Linked DNA regions of Homo sapiens: region 1 is linked to region 2. Evidence: read pairs that join two places in POLR2A ChIA-PET (ENCODE). Cell type or tissue: B cell. All regions are shown on one strand. Links, peaks and the distances in the headings refer to the core of each region. The heading gives the core; the rest is flanking DNA. Region 1 overlaps RALGPS2 (Ral GEF with PH domain and SH3 binding motif 2). Region 2 overlaps RALGPS2 (Ral GEF with PH domain and SH3 binding motif 2).

What was found. ChIA-PET counts read pairs that join two places held together with the same protein. Peaks named below come from ENCODE experiments on the same cell type or tissue, not always from the same donor. Only the 100,000 strongest peaks of a DNase experiment are listed, where the experiment ranks them.
Region 1: POLR2A ChIA-PET joins it to region 2 with 10 read pairs; 7 of 35 experiments call an interaction of 5 or more read pairs at or near these places.

Annotation. Positions count from the first base shown.
Region 1 is chr1:178,729,965-178,738,309 of GRCh38, forward strand. All of the region lies in intron 1 of RALGPS2 (Ral GEF with PH domain and SH3 binding motif 2), which reads left to right. Among named protein-coding and RNA genes, the nearest start is that of RALGPS2-AS1, 7.9 kb to the left of the region's middle. In B cell, for the core only: a CTCF peak has its summit at 4,196; no DNase peak of the experiment used is centred there; H3K4me3 peaks cover 1,541 bases; H3K27ac peaks cover 6,348 bases.
Region 2 is chr1:178,780,295-178,788,639 of GRCh38, forward strand. RALGPS2 (Ral GEF with PH domain and SH3 binding motif 2) reads left to right here. Exons shown (of 20, transcript NM_152663.5): 3 at 4,124-4,228; 4 at 5,263-5,313. Among named protein-coding and RNA genes, the nearest start is that of RALGPS2-AS1, 58 kb to the left of the region's middle. In B cell, for the core only: no CTCF peak of the experiment used is centred there; no DNase peak of the experiment used is centred there; H3K27ac peaks cover 7,131 bases.

The DNA of each region.
Region 1 (8,345 bases), core at 57-8,056, 50 kb before region 2:
AGAGTATTGCTCTATCGCCCAGGCTGAAGTGCAGTGGTGCGATCTTGGCTCATTGCAGCCTCCACCTCTTGGGTTCAACTGATTCTCCTGCCTCAGCTTCCCAGGTAGCTGGGGTTACAGGCATGTGCCACCATGCCTGACTAATTTTTGTATTTGTAGTAGAGACGGGTTTTCACCATGTTGGCCAGGCTGTGAACTCCTGACCTCAAGTGATCCACCCGTTCTCCCTGGCCTCCCTAAGTGCTGAGATTACAGGTGTGAGCCACCATGCCTGGCCCTGTTTTTCAGTTTTCCTGTTTTTCAATTTTAGCTGTTGTCTGTTGGCTTTCTTCTGTGGTAGATGAGTCTATGCTTTAGGATTCTTATGCCACCTTGAAATTTCTTTCCCATGTCTTCCCAATATAGTCATGCTTTTGATTAAATCAGCATTCGTTGTTTACATTATTATGAGTTTGTAAATATGTTTACAGTGGAACCTTACAGTGTACTATGATTATATTTCTTGGAGTTGATTTCTTTTTATTTCTTAGTTTCCTATTTGTCTCTAATTTTTTTTTCTACAAACTGTCCCAATATCATCAAACATCAGGTAATTGACCCTTCAGTTTTAAAAAAAAAAAATGAAAATTCTTCTTGAACTATCTTCTTGCTCAAATCTGCACTTTTGCCTTCCACTTATGCTGTGTAGCTATAATTGTGACTTCCCTTCATCATGATTCTGAGAATTCTGTTTTTTTTTTTGTTTTTTTTTTTGAGACAAGAGTTTTGCTCTTGTTGCCCAGGCTGGAGTGCAATGGCGTGATCTCGGCTCACCACAACCTCTGCTTCCCGGGTTTAAGCGATTCTCCTGCCTCAGCCTCCCAAGTAGCTGGGATTACAGGCATGTGCCACCACACCCAGCTAATTTTGTATTTTTAGGAGAGACGGGGTTTCTCCATGTTGGTCAGGCTGGTCTCGACCCAACCTCAAGTGATTCGCCCACCTCAGGCTCCCAGAGTGCTGGGATTATAGGCGTGAGCCACTGCGCCTGGCTGATTCTGAGAATTCTTTTTGCCATTTTCCTGTGATCTCTGGATCCATATCCTCCGCTTTCTTGATTTACTCCTTTGTTTTGGTGAAATGCATCCTTTGGTAACTTTCAAGAAAGAGTATATGAAGAGGTAAAATTTGTGAGATGTGTGTATTGCTGAAAATATTTTCCTTCTACCTTGACACCTGGTTGATAATATGGCAGGGATAGGTATAGAATTCCAAGGTAAAAATCATCTTCAAATTTAGCAGATGATTATACTTTTCTAGTTGTTTTGGTTTTTTTTTTTTTTTTTTTTTTTTTTTTTGAGACAGAGTCTCCTCTGTCCCCCAGGCTGGAGAGCAGTGATATGATCTTGGCTCAGTGCACCCTCCACCTCCTGGGTTCAAGTGATCCTCCTGCCTCAGCCTCCTAAGTAGCTGGGATTACAAGCATGCGCCACCACACCCAGCTAATTTTTGTATTTTTGGTAGAGATGGTGTTTCACCATGTTGGCCAGACCAGTCTCAAACTCCTGACCTCAAGTGATCCGCCTACCTCGGCCTCTCAGAGTGCTGGGATTACAGGTGTGAGCCACTGTGCCTGGCCTGATTTTCTAGTTTGAAGTGGTTGTTGAAAAGTCTTATGCCATTCAAAATCTTCATCCTTCATATGTGACCTGGCCCTACGATCTTTTGTCTTCAGTATATCTGCTATGTCCCTGATATTTTATGTATCTTGTATTGACTTTACTTTATTTCTTCTACACTGAATTTAGTGGGCGCTTTCAACCAGCAGTGTCCATGATTATATGGAGAGGAGATATGATCTAGTTTAGAGGTCAGCAGACTTTTTCTTTGAAGGTTAGGTAGTATTTTAGGCATTTTGGGCAATACAATCCATTACTGCTACTCAGCTTTGCTGTTGTCTAGTGAAATCAAGCATAAGCAGTGTGGGACTGTGGTTTGCTGACACCTGATCTTATACAAGCAGAAGGATTAGCCTTTGCTTCACCAGGAGTAGGGAGAGTTACTATAGAAATAGGAGAGAAGACAAAGTATATGGATAGACACATGATGGTGGTAGCTTGAGAACGTTCTCATGAGTGTTTCAATTTACCTTTGTGTATAGAGGCCAAGCTCATCATCTGAGAGTAAGGAAGAATGGGAATATGTATTAGAGGTTTGAGAAGGAATAATACATGACATAGTCACTTGTCAAAGAGTAAAAAAGTGAATAGAAGAGGGAGAGTATGATTGCCAGGCAGCAGTAAGGGCTCACTTGAGATACATGGTTCTGAATTTTATGTTCCTGATTTATTTTATTTATTTATTTATTTATTTGAGACAGAGTCTCACTCTGTCGCCTAGGCTGGAGTGCAGTGGCGCGATCTCGGCTCACTGCAACTTCCATCTCCTGGGTTCAGGTGGTTCTCCTGCCTCAGCCTCCCAAGTAGCTGGGACTACAGTTGCGTGCCACCACATCCGGCTAATTTTTTGTTTTTTTAGTAGAGACAGGGTTTCACCATGTTAGCCAGGATGGTCTCAGATCTCCTGACCTCGTGATCTGCCCATCTTGGCCTCCCAAAGTGCTGGGATTACAGGCGTGAGCCACCACACTCGGCCATGTTCCTGATTTTAATAGGAGTACCTTTAATATTTCATCATTAATTATAATGCCTTACTATTGGTTTTGATAAATAACTTAAGACTTTTGGTAGATATGATTAAGAAATGCTTTGTCATACTAGTTTTCTAAGTTTTTTTTTTTTTTTAAACATAAAATGTTGAATTCATCAAGTGCTTTTTCTTTGCAGGTAGAGATCATCTTTTCCATTAATCTGTTAATAGGATGTATTACATTAATAGATTATCTCCTGTTGAACCATCTTTGCATTCCTGAGTTAAACCCTATTTAGCTGTGGTGCATTTTTTCACCCACACGGCTGAATTTGACTTGCTGGTGTCTTAGAGTTCTTTAAGATCTACATTTATCAGTGAGGTTTACATGGGTATATTTTGAATTCAAAGTTTCGCTGACTTCATGAAATCAGTTGTAAAGCTTTCTTTTTTTTCCCCCATTATCAGAAATAATTCTGTAACGTAGGGATTCTTTGTTCCTTGAAGGAACTATAGATTTAATATGAAAGTTTCTAAAACAAAACATGGAAAAATATCTGTATGACCCTGTTGGAGGCAAAGGCTTTTTAAACCAGGATGCAAAAAGTACTAACCAGAAAAGAAAAGACTGTATTTCATTAAATAAGAACATCTACTCATTAAACAATACTATTAAGAGAAGGAAAAGGCAAGTAACACACTGGAAAAGGTGTTTGCAATACTTATATCTGTCAGAGGACTTATATATAGAGTATATTTAAAAGTATGCAAACCAATGCAAAAGAATCAGGCAACCCAGTTTTAAAACAAATGGACAAAAGACTAGAACAGGTATTCAGAAAATGAATTGTTCAGATGGCCAAGGTTAAAAAGTACTGATACATAATTTTTAGAAAACCGCAAATTAAAACTACAATGTGATGCCACTGCATACCCACCAGAATGGTGTTAGTTAAAAAATCTGAAATACAAAGTGTTGGCAAGAATGTAGAGCATTTGGAACCCTTATACATTTCAAGTGGGTTTGAAAATTGGTACAGCCACTTTGGAAAATTCTTTGGCAGCATTTGCCTAAAACTGTATCTGTATATGCTCTGTGATCCACCAGTTTCATGTCTGGGGATAGACCTGATAGAAATCAGTATATGTGTGCATCAGAGGACATGTACATTAGAAGAAAACATAGGGGTAAATCTTTATGACCTTGGAATAGGTAAAGGATTCTTACGTATGACACAAAGTGACACCAAAAGCAGGAGCAACAAAACAAGCAAGAGGTAAATTGAACTTAAAAATTAAATTTTTTGTGCTTCAAAGGATGCCATCAAGAATGTGAAAAGACAATACACAGAATTGGAGAAAATATTTGCAAGTCATATCTAACAAGAAACTTGTAGTCAGAATGTATAAACACTCCTATAACTCAATAATAAAAAGACAACTCAATTTAAAAACAGGCAAAGGAGCTGAATAGAAATTTCTCAAAGATAAACAAGTGGCCAATAAGCACATGAAAACATGCTCGACATTATTAGCTATCAGGAAAATGAAATCAAAACCGCAGTGAGATACCGCTTCACACCACTAGGATGACTTGAATGAAAAAGTTAGATAATAAGTGTAGGCAAGGATGTTAAGAAATTGGGATCCTCATACACTTGTGGGAATGTAAATGGATGTGGCTTCTTTGGAAGACCATGTGGCACTTCTTCAAATAATTTAACGTAGCATTACCATACGACCCAGCAGTTCCTCTCCTAGAACAGCAGATAGAGGTAGAAAACAGATAAGTGGCTTAGGCCAGTAGCAGGGGTAAGGGGGTGGTAGCTAAAGGGTATGGATTTCTTTCTGAGATGATGAAAATGTTCTAAAATTGACCGTGTTGATGGTTGTACCTCTGTGAATATGCTATAAACCATTGACTTGTACATTTTAAATGGGTGAATTGTATGGTATGTGAATTATATCTCAGTAAAGCTGTTAAAGATAGGAAAAATAATCAGTGATGTGACAGTGTTGCCATAATATTTGAGAAGAGCAAGATGCAGAGGGATATACCAAGTATTTGTATGAAGCAAACAACTCCGAAACCTTTATGTCTGTATGTGTTTCGATGATTCTGTAAGGTGGAAAATGTTGCACACTAAATGTAAATGTTTGTTTTCTTGTTGGTCTAAAATAGGGAGAGGGAGAGAAAAAAGGGAAAAAATAACTAAAGGTGTTGATTTAGAAAAAGGATAGCATGTATAGCAAGATCTCAGTTATGTGAACTATAAATGTTAAAAATGTTGAGTAGTTTGTGTGGTGGGATAGCAGATCTTTTTTTCTTTATTATTTTCTGGTTGTTTGATCTTTTTTATTTTATAATAGAAGTAGTTAAAATGATATTAAGAGGCAATAAAATAAAAATAAGTTATGAAACCGCCAAAACCATAGCAAACAGGGCATGTCCATAGCAGCTTCGTGATCACTTCCAGCTGGAAACAACCCAAATGTCTGTCAACAACAACAAAAAAAGGGGATAAATAATTTGTGGTATAGCCTTATAGTATAACACTGTACAGTACTGGAAAAGAATGAACTATAGCTATACTCAGCAAACATGGGTGACTATCACAGATAAAATGGTGAGCAAAAGAAACCAGACACAAAAGAGTACGTACTCCATGAAGTCATACTCCATGACTTCATTTACATAAAGTTTAGGGCAAGGTCAAACTCATGTATGGTGATAGAAGCATGAGCATGGTGTTTAGGAGTTGGGGCTGGAAAGGTAAGAGGAACAACAAAGAGGGACCTTCTAGAGTGCTAGAAATGTCTATATTTTCTTTTTCTTTTCTTTTTTTTTTTTTTTTGATGCTGTAGCCCAGGCTGGAGTGCAGTGGCGTGATCTCAGCTCACTGCAACCTCTGCCTCCCAGGTCCTGCTTCAAGCAGTTCTCCTGCCTCAGCCTCCCAAGTAGCTGGGATTACAGGCACGTGCCACCATGCCCAGCTAATTTTTGTATTCTTTTTTTTTTTTTTTTTTTTTAGTGATGGGATTTCACCATATTTGATTGGTGGTTACATGGGTGTCTACATTGTAAAATTCATCACACAGAATACCTTAGATATATGTACATTATATTTGTACATGTATCTCAAAAGTAAAAAATGAAACCATAAAAAATAAAAATAAGCAAAAAAATTATTGTACTTATTTAAAAGTATTTGTATATTTCTGGGGATAATTGTATTGCATTCAAAGATAGTTTCTACTATCATTTTTAATGGTAGCATTGTATTGTGTGAATGTATCATTATTTAAACTCTTGAGCATTTAGGTTGTTTCTTTTAGATAGTATAACAGTGATAGAGTTAACATCTTTTTTTATAGCTCTTCCTGTACTTACATAATTTCCTTTTGATGAATTCCTAAAAAGGGAGTTATTTGGAGGTTAAGTATGTTTGCATACTCGCTTATGGTGTACATGTTTGTTTCTCTATGCCCTTAATCACTTGGCAGTTAGCTTTAAAAACGTATATATGTTGATGTGTTATGTAATAAGTGCTCTGTGTTTTAATTTGTGGGTTGTTTTTTTTTTTTTTTTCTGAGACAGAGTCTCACTGTGTCGCCCAGCCTGGAGTGCAGTGGTGATCTCGGCTCACTGCAGCCTCCGCCTCCTGGGTTCAAGATTCTCCTGCCTCAGCTTCTCAAGTAGCTGAGATTACAGGTGCCTACCACCATGCCTGGCTAATTCTTGTATTTTCAGTAGAGTCAGAGCTTCACCATGTTGGCCAGGCTGGTCTTGAACTCCTGACCTCAAGTGATCCAGCCACCTCGGCCTCCCAAAAGTGCTGGGATTAAAGATGTGAGCCACTACACCCAGCCTTAATTTGCATTTTAAACGTTTTCAATGAAAGTACTGTTTTCATATGTGTGATATTATACTACTTTCTCCAATTTTCTCTTCACATCCTACCCATTCTTTTTGCTCAATCTTTTAAGTCTTTTAATGAAATAGTTATACAAAAAAGTGTATAGAGTCAGGTGCGGTGGCTCACACCTGTAATCTCAGCACTTTGGGAGGCCAAGGTGGGCGGATTGCTTGAGCCCAGGAGTTTAAGACCCAGCCTGGGCAATGTGGTGAAACCCTGTCTCTACAAAAAAATGCAAAAAATTAGCCAGGTATGGTGGTGTGTGCCTGTAGTCCCAGCTACTCAGGAGGCTGAGGCTGGAGAATTGGAGTCCGGGAGGTCAAGGCTGCAGTGGCCATGATCGAGCCACTGCACTCCAGCCTGGGCAACAGAAGGACACCCCTGTCTTAAAAAACAAAAAGCATATGAAGACTAATACAGTTAATCCCTAACTTAAGAAATTAACCAATGCAGTTGAAGCACCCTACTAGTTCACATTAATGTGTAAGAAGTCTTTATGTATTAAAAATATTAACTCTTTGTCTCTTGTTTTACTTTTCCTTGTTTTATCTTTTGTTACCCAACTTACTGTATTTCATTGAATCTAAAATGGCTTCAGTTGCAAGATGCACTATTTATGTACATCTAAAAATAAGAATATGGCATTCGAATTTAAGAGGCATCTTAATTTCAGAGATTTTAAAAGGTAAGAAAATGCACATCTAAGAATTGATGAAATACATGTATTTCACTGTCTTGCGCCTTTTTTCTTTTTGAGATGAAGTCTTGCTCTGTCGCCCAGGCTGAAGTGCCGGTGGCATGATCTTGGCTCACTGCAACCTCTGCCTCCCAGGTTCAAGCAATTCTCTGCCTCAGCCTCGCGAGTAGCTGGGATTACAGGCGCCTGCCACCACGCCTGGCTAATTTTTTTGTATTTTTAGTAGAGACGGGGTTTCACCATCTTGGCCAGGCTGGTCTTGAACTCCTGACCTCGTGATCCACCTGCCTCGGCTTCCCAAAGTGCTGGGATTACAGGCATGAGCCACCGCACCTGGCCAGCGCCACCTTTAATCAGATGATCAATCTCTTCTTTTGTTTCTGTTTCTACTGTGAGTCCTAGATAGCCTTTCCTATGTCAGAATATATTTTAAAATTCACCTATGTTTACTTCTAGTATTTTTATGGCTTAAATATTTTTCATTTTTAATTCATCTTATTTTAATGTAAGATCTAATTTTTGTCTTTTTACCCAAATGGTTAAACAATTGTCAAAAAGTTAAATGACATTAATGATTTTTTTTCCTTTTGAGATAGGGTCTCACTCTCTCACCCAGACTGGATTCCAATGGCATGATCACAGCTCACTGCAGCCTTGACCTCCCAGACTTAAGTGATCCTCCTGCCTCAGCCTCCCAAGTAGGTGGGACTACGGGTGCACACCACCACCCCTGGCTAATTTTTTTGTTTTTTTGTAGAGACATAGTCTCTACTTTGTTGCCTAGGCTTGTTTCAAACTCCTGGGCTCAAGTAATCCTCTTGCCTCAGACTCCCAAAGTGCTGGGATTACAGCATGAGCCACCACGCTTGACCACAATAATGATTTTTGAACAAGTAGTGATATGCTCAAATGTGCTGGCTAGGAACACAATATGGCTATAGATTTTGGTTAGGTCTAGTCAAAAATTATCAGTTTTATTTTCTAATAGATGGATATCTTTTTTTTTTTTTTTTTTTTTTTGAGTTAGAGTCTCACTCTGTCGCCCAGGCTGGAGTGCAGTGGCACGATCTTAGCTCACTGCAACATCCACCTCCCAGGTTCAA
Region 2 (8,345 bases), core at 131-8,130:
ATCCAGTACTTTTCTCCTTATTTCTATTACTGTACTACCATGTTAGTTTGGTCGTTTATTATTTCTTGTCTAGATTAGTGCCATGACCTTTTAGTTGGGTGTTGCACTTATATTTTCTGTTGTTTCTGATCCTTCAACTGAAATTTAAGTTTAATATTCTTAAAATACAGCTCTTAAACTTTATCTTTTCTCAAAACTGTCTGTGGTTCCTCATTGCCTACTAATTAAATTTAAATGCCCACTGAGCCTTTTATTCAAGACTTTCTTCAAAATGGCCCCAAATTTTTGGATTTAACCCCTACTAATCCTCTACTTGAAACTTAACAGTCTAATGAGAGAATACTACATTTGCTGTTGTCTGTATAAACTATTACATTTTCCTTCTTCTGTCATAACTTTGCCTATACCAATGTTTCTAGCTGGAATTTTTCTTCCCATTCTGGTGTGTCCCCTCCCCATCACTGCACACACAAAAAGTTTTGTCTTTCAAACATATTTCAAATGCTATGCTTTTAATAAAGCCTCTCCTAATCCCTTAAACAGATGGGAGCTTTCCTATTTTTAAAACTGTCACTTAGAAAAATCTCTTTCTGTAATTTTCTCCGTAAATGTATGCATAGCTTTTTTATATTTACAACCATAAGATTATGTTTATATATATGTTTGTAATATATGTTTGTTTTCTTTGTATATTTATAACCATATTTCTTGAATATGTTATATATATATATATGTATGTGTATATTTTTAACTATATATCCAGAAATACCTGTTCTAGTATCATAGGAAGCAGAATACAAATATTTGTTAAATAAAATAGATCATTTCACTTGTACAAACAATTCTGTTGACTTTACCAAAAGTGAATTAATTACATCAGGCTTCAGAGTAGTATAATTAGCAGTTATAAAGTAAGAGTGAAAAAAGTCTGCCCTTTAAATTGTCCATTTATTGTGGCAAGAAAATAAAATTAAAAATCTGTATTTTCCACCTTCTCTCAAATTATAGGTCTAGTAACATCAAAGTACAAATTTCTTATAGAAGTGATAAGCTTACAGAATGGATAAAATACTTTATCCTTTTATATTTAACTCGTGTTTGAAGTTTCCGTCAGTAGGAGAATTACAGTGAACTTGTTTTCAGACATTTAGAAGACATTTAGAAGTTTTTGAGTCATGCCTTGAATGAATTATTGCTATTCTCCTGGTGAACATTATTGCTTAGTGTCTTATCATTACCAATTTATTACTGGTATTAGGGAAGCATGTCAAAATGCACACTAGTAATTTTTAAGCCTCTAATGGCCATTAAGAAGGAAAAAAGAGAAGTGTTTATTCTTTTTGATAAGCAATAAAATTGTCATGATGGTTTACTAACTTGGATGAGTTAAAAACTTGGAGAAAATTACTGATTTATGTTTATGATTCATGTGTTCACCTGACAGAATGCATCTGGTTATTTGGACAGCTATTGGATTAGTGTATACTGTTTAACTGATGTCTATTTGAATACTTAACATTATGAAAAAAATGTTTTATTAGTTTTGGGATGTAAAATAATATTGTTGACATACTATAAACTAGTCATAGTTACAGAGATTAAACACAAGAAATAAAACTCCATTTTGTTTATGAGACTTGAGGTTTCTGCTTGGATTCATTCACTGGAATTCAGGTTTCTGCTCAGATTTGTAAAGAGCTTAGAATTCATCACTCCTGTCCTCACAATAGGAAAAAAGCTAAACAAACTGAAAATCAATAACTCCTCTTAGCTTTATCAGAGAATTGCTATAACAGAGCACATTTAACAGTGATGCCCTGAAACCTGGAGAGAGAGGCAAATAGAGAATCACAGCTTACGGGAGCAGAAGTCAGTGGAGCCACGTAAACCCTAATTGATGAACTGCTGGAGACAGTGTGTGGACTAGCTTGAAAGTTAAAAACTCCTTGGGTGTCCAGTCTTAGATTCTTCTCACCCTCTGCTTTTGTGATTTTTATTACCTCTAGGATGCCCACCAGTTTTTCACAGTAAAGACAGAGAAAAATTCACTTCTGCTTCTAGCAGGAGGAGGAAAGAAGCAGCCATTTTGAAATACACCCAGATAGAAAGTAACCATATTGAAATATGCCCAGAGCATTCTGTTCTCCACCTGCCCTCAAGGGAAACTACTTCACCAGAGCCTAACCTACTTGGGAGAGGAAAAATCCTCAACTTGAAGCCCCTCTAGACTTCCTGTCTCACCTAAGCAGAGCCAGGGGGACAGAGAAGCATTTGTGAAGGTCATAGCCTGGGGACACACTCAGTGAAAGACTGAAACCTAATCTTAGGACTATAGGGCACTCCCCCCCAGCAACCCCTCAAATACACACACACACCCTGCCTTCCCCCACCACATCAGCAGGGCTCCTGTATAATACTAAGATTTCAGCTGAAAGAACTGCAAGGCTCAGACTGTAAGAAGAGATTTCTAGGGAAAACCAAAGACAACAGAGGATAAAAAAATGATACTAGAGGAAATTGAAGACTCAGACACCTATAACAACACCAAATTATAAGCACAGCATAATGCCTAGCATGATAAAAATAAACCCTTACAGTAAAGGCCTATTCAACCTGAGTTCCTATTACCCAATATACCATTTCTAGCTTTCAACAAAAAATTACAAGCCATGCTAAAAGGCAAGGAAAAAACACAATTTGAAGAGATACATCAAGCAACAGAACCACACTCATGAGGCAGAGATTTCACAATTATCAGACTGGGAGTTAAAATTAACTGTCATTAATATGCCAAAGTCTCTAATGAAAAAAAGCGTACAGCATGCGAGAACAAATGGATAATATAGGCAGGGATATTAAAACTATTAAGAATTGAAAAGAAATGCTAGGATTCAAAAGCACTGTGACAAAAACGAAGAATGCCTTTGGTGAGCTAACCAGTACCAGTAGACTGGTGACCAATAGACAGCCAAGGAAAGAATCAGTGAACTGGAAGACTTGTCAGTAAAACTTCCCAAACTGAAATGCAAAGAGAAAATAGAATGAAAAAAAAAATCCAGAATAGCCCAGGACTGTAGGACAGTGACAAAAGGTGTAGCATATGCATAATGGGAACACCAGAAAGACAAGAGAAAGAAGCAGAAGAAATATTTGAAGTAATAATAGTTGAGAATTTTTTAAAGTTAAGGACAGATCCCTTTCTTTGTAATGATCGTGGCTCGATACTTCGTATTTAGCTGCTACTAAAAGGGAGGAAAAGCAAAAATGAGGCATAATGACAAGTGCTTAAAACTAATACATAATAGCTGGTGGGTTGATCTGTGTGTACTGTGCTAATTGAAACTTTGATTAATTTTTTTGCTGTTATCTGTAGCCTCATATCCTACCACCATTTAATAGAGCCTGATCTAAATATTCTCATATTGATGTTCCTCTGAATTTAGCCAGCTGATACAGAATATATTATTATGTCATGGCACAGACGAAGTGGAAAATTTTTAACAGTAATAAGATTTTCAGGGCCAAAATCCACCTTTCATTCTATGTATAGCCACAACATATTCAAACTTGAAACAGTAATTTTTAAGCAGGGAAAACTTAAATTTGTAATATAATAGGAAGAATAGTATTAATTGTACTATCACAAACAGATCACATAACTAAGAATGGATTATATGTAACTCTTTAATTAACAGCATTCTGAATATTTTCTGATAACTTGTTATAAAGCTAGTTTGTCTTTTTCTTAATAAAAATTAGTTTAAAAAATTGTAAGTAAGTGTATAGCCTTCTCCCCTGACTTCCCTTTACCTTATTTGAGAATCATTGAACTAGTTAAAATCATTTATTTCTATAGGAAATGATAGGTTGTCAGGATGAGGAAACTGACACACAAGAAAATGACTCATTCAAGAACCTAAAAATTTAAAGTCACAGTTTTAGATTTCAAGTTGTCTGACCCTTTATCTGGTACTCTAACAACTAAGCAGCATGTTGTGCTCAGCTTTTCTGCAGCATTTGTTAACCTACTGTTTTGTTTTCTCAGTTTTTAAGGCCAATCTAGTTTCTATCACTTGATTGTGAGACAGTATGTAAAAGGCTGCATTTTCTTTCACTTTAACAGAAAAGTAGCAGCTCTGAATCCTTAAGTGACAAAGGCTCTGAATTGAAGAAAAGCTTTGATGCTGTGGTATTCGATGTTCTTAAGGTTACACCAGAAGAATATGCGGTAAGCCTCCTACCTCTGTCTTCTCCGGTTTTGCACATAATTTACATATTGGTGCTATTGAGTTAGAATTTGTAGGTCCAGCAAAAGAGACAGCTTTTAGAAACCTGGATATGGGAATTATTGGGGAAAATAGTACAGCTGTGGAGCAAACAGAGGGATGAAGTGGGAAAAGTAAGAAAAGCTGTACATTTTTTTTTAGGGCAACTTTATAAGTTACACTTCAATTTGGTAAGTAGCAATATGTATTTACCATTATGGTAATTGCTGTCATCCCTCTATACCATTTCTCTAAGCCAACTGTATTTTGTTGACATATCTAAGAAACATTTTCACTGGTTTTTTTAATTAAAAAATTGAAAAATGAAATATGAAGGTGTTATTAGATGAAAGGTATCTAGAAAAACATTTATTTCTTAATATAAATTTATTTGTTTTCTCATTCTCCTTTAATTTGTTAACAGAATATATTGATTTCCTAATGTTAAACCATTCCTGCATTCCAGAGATAAACTGTGCTTGGTCATAGCATATTATTCCTTGATAGTGTTGACTTTTGTCTTATATCTATAGCCATAAGTGGGATAGGTCCATAGCATATAAAGCTCTTAGATATAATGTTGGCTTTAGTGTAGTTTCATTATTTTTTTATAAGTTAGGAAGAAAACCTTTTTAGTAATATCTGATTTTATACCACTGTTTGAGGAGCTGTAATCATCATAACAAGAACACTGCTATGTGAACTAATAAATCTGGTTTTTATTTTTTGATTATAATTTAATGTGACTGTCCAAATTTTTAAAATTATTTTTATTTTTTAACTTTACACAATTTATCTTCCAAGAAAATATAAATAGACATGAGATCATTAGAAATAATTCTATTTAATGGTACAGGGGCTAAATTTTGTTTTCCATAAGCCCTTATAAAATTGAGTATTTGGTAATATTTTAGTATAGAATATAATTTTAATTTAGGTTACATGTTATGGTATAGAATTCCAAAGAAGAAATTGTCATTTTTACTTTATATTTCAGGGTCAGATAACATTAATGGATGTTCCAGTATTTAAAGCTATTCAACCAGATGTAAGTAGTTTTGAGAATGTTCCTTTTAAATATAGAAAACGATCAATCTCAAATTAAGTGTTTTAGAAATGTCAAATTATACTTCATATTAATTTTAAAATGTTTGAAGCTTGTGTTGTAACTTATCTACATACTGTTTGGGCCTCAGAAACCCACGTGGCATTCATAGCAATACATTATTGAGTCATAGATAGGACTATACTTGACATCTGAACAAAGCGGAGGTTAGGAGCATTGACACTTGCTCAGTGAAAACTCTTTCTATAACTTTTGATTCCCTGCAAACTTAACTTCAAATAGCCTGATGTTGACCAAAAGCCTTACTGGTAACATAAACAATCAACTAACACATATTTTGTATGTTATATGTATTTTGTACTCGGTTCTTACAATAAACTAGAGAAAAAATGTTACTAAGAAAATCATAAGGAAGAGAAACAATATTTACTATTCATTCAGGGGAAGCGGATCATCATAAAGGTCTTTATCCTCATTAGCCTCACATCGAGTAGACTGAGGAAGAAGGGAGATTTGTTCTGCTATCTCAAGGGTGGTAGAGGTGGAAGAAAATCCGTGTATAAGTAGACCCATGTGTTGTTTACAGGTCAGCTGTATTTGAATCATTTTGATTGATTTGGCTGCATTACTTACTGGAGGAAATAGACTTAGGGAAGTTGAATGATTTACCTATTGCTTTGAAGCTTTTTAATGGGAAGATGGAAATTTGAAACTGGGTTTCACCACTAACTCTAGTAATCTTTTCCCTTATATCTTTATTTTATGACTTAATAATATGACTGCGTTGACATTTTGGAGAGGAGAGAAAGGATCAAGAAACACATCATTTGTTTCTAATGAAAACAAAGGGACTGGCGTTATGCATCTATCCACTATAAGCATGGGGGTGTGTGTGTGTATAGTGTTCCTATCATTTTAACATCCTGAGTATGATAGTATCTCTGTTTTACTGATGAGGAAACAGTGACAATTGTCTTTGGTACACAACTAAGTGGTGGAACTGGGTTTCAGACTCTAAAATCTGATTTTTTTTAACCTCTCATCTAGTATATCAATGTGATTTTGTATTCCAAAACAAAGTCATTGATAATCCTGAAATTCAATACTACAAAATAGATACAATTTTAGTTCTTTCGGGAACAAAATATAGTGTATTCATTGTGCTATATACAAGTCTGTAGTGGCCCTGAACACTGTAATGACTATGAGTTTCCATTTATGTCCTACATGATGTAGGTAGTATTAGTCCTGTGATTTTCAAGTAAGTTACTTCCTGTCTTAGTATCTCAAATTCGATACCTATAAATGAAGGGGTGGGCCGAAATGATCGTCAGTTCCCATCATTTCCACAATTCTGTGTTTTCCTAACTTTTCCCCCATACCTCAGAGGGCTCTCTAAGTAGAACCATTGGATTAGCAATAGAAGAAGAACAATGTATTCTATAAATAAAGCACAAGAAGAAAATGGCTTTTGTATTTAAATGGCAAAAAGAAAAAACCAGAAATACTTATTTCTTCTCCTCCCTGAAAAAAAAAATCAAAAAAATGAAATTCTTTATGCAAATTACGTTTTTGACCTAAAATTCACCTGTCTTCTTCTTAGGTGTATTTTTTCCTTTTGAATGAACTGCAACAGTTGTATTGCTGCTTTATATGAGATCAGTGCTGTCTAGCAGAAATATAGTATAAGCCATTTATATAACTTTGTTTTCTGGTAGCCACATTATAAGGTAAAAAGAAAGATGAAATTGATTTTAATGATTTTATGTAACCTGCTACATACAAAATATTATCGTTTCAACTTGTAATCAGTGTAAAAAATTATTGAGATATCTTACATTCTTTTTTCTCCGCTAAGCCTTCAAATCCAACATATACAACAATTGCAGTACATCTTTATTTGGAGTAGCTATATTTCAAGTGCTTAGTAGCCATTGGTGGCTAGGAGCTTGGATATTGAAGATCCAGATAATACTACTTGAAGACATAGACTTCACATCTATGGGAAATTTTTATTCCCTTGGGGCATCTGATAGTACTTTGTGAAACTTAGAAATAAACCTTAAAATTCCCTTGACCTTTACTCCATTTATCTAATCCCTTTGATTTTTTTAACCTCCTAAGTACCTTATCTATCCAGTCTATCTCTACTCCCAACACCCCAATGTAAAATACTGTCTTCTCTCAAGTGAATTATTGCAGTGACCTCTTACTTCATCTACCTGCATTTACTTTGACCCCTCTAAATGCTTTTTTACCCAGTAGCCATGGTAATCTTTTCAACATCTGTTGGATCTGTTCATGTGATCGCTCTGCTTAAAACACTTCATTGGCTTCCTGTTGCTCTGAGGATAAAGAACCATCTTAATATGGTCTACAGATCTCTTCACAGTTTTACCTTTTTCTACCTTCTGCAACCCCATCTTACATCTTTCCTGTCTTTCTGGTCTAAGATATACTAGCCTTCCTTTAGCCCCTCTCACCACTGAGCCTGTGCACATCCTAATTAACTTCTACTCATCTTTCAGTTCTCAGCTCTAGTTTGACTTTCTCAGGTAAGCTTTTTTTGTCTTTCTACAGGGTCACCTAGCACTCTATACTTTTTCACTGGACTCGTCAATTGCAATTTTACATTTGTGTTGTGATTCAACAAATATTTACTGGATGCCTATTGTATGCCTATTTTATGCAATTTAAAACATCTAGTTTAGTTGCTGAAGGTATAGCAGTAAGCCAACACTAAAATTCCTGCCCTCATGGATCTGATATTTGGGTGAGGTTAGCTATAGAGTGTCATGAAAAACATAAAGCAGAGAGAAGAGAATAGGAAGTGTGAGGGTAGTGGGAGTTGCAACTTTAGATAGGATGATCAGGAAGACCTTACTGAGAAGATGACATCTGCATTAAGGCCTAAAGGAGGTGAGTGAGAGAGCAAGCCATATGAGTGTTTGGGGAAATAGTATTCCAGGCAAAGGGAAAGTCGGGGCAAAGGCCAGTGAGCTACAGTGAGTGAG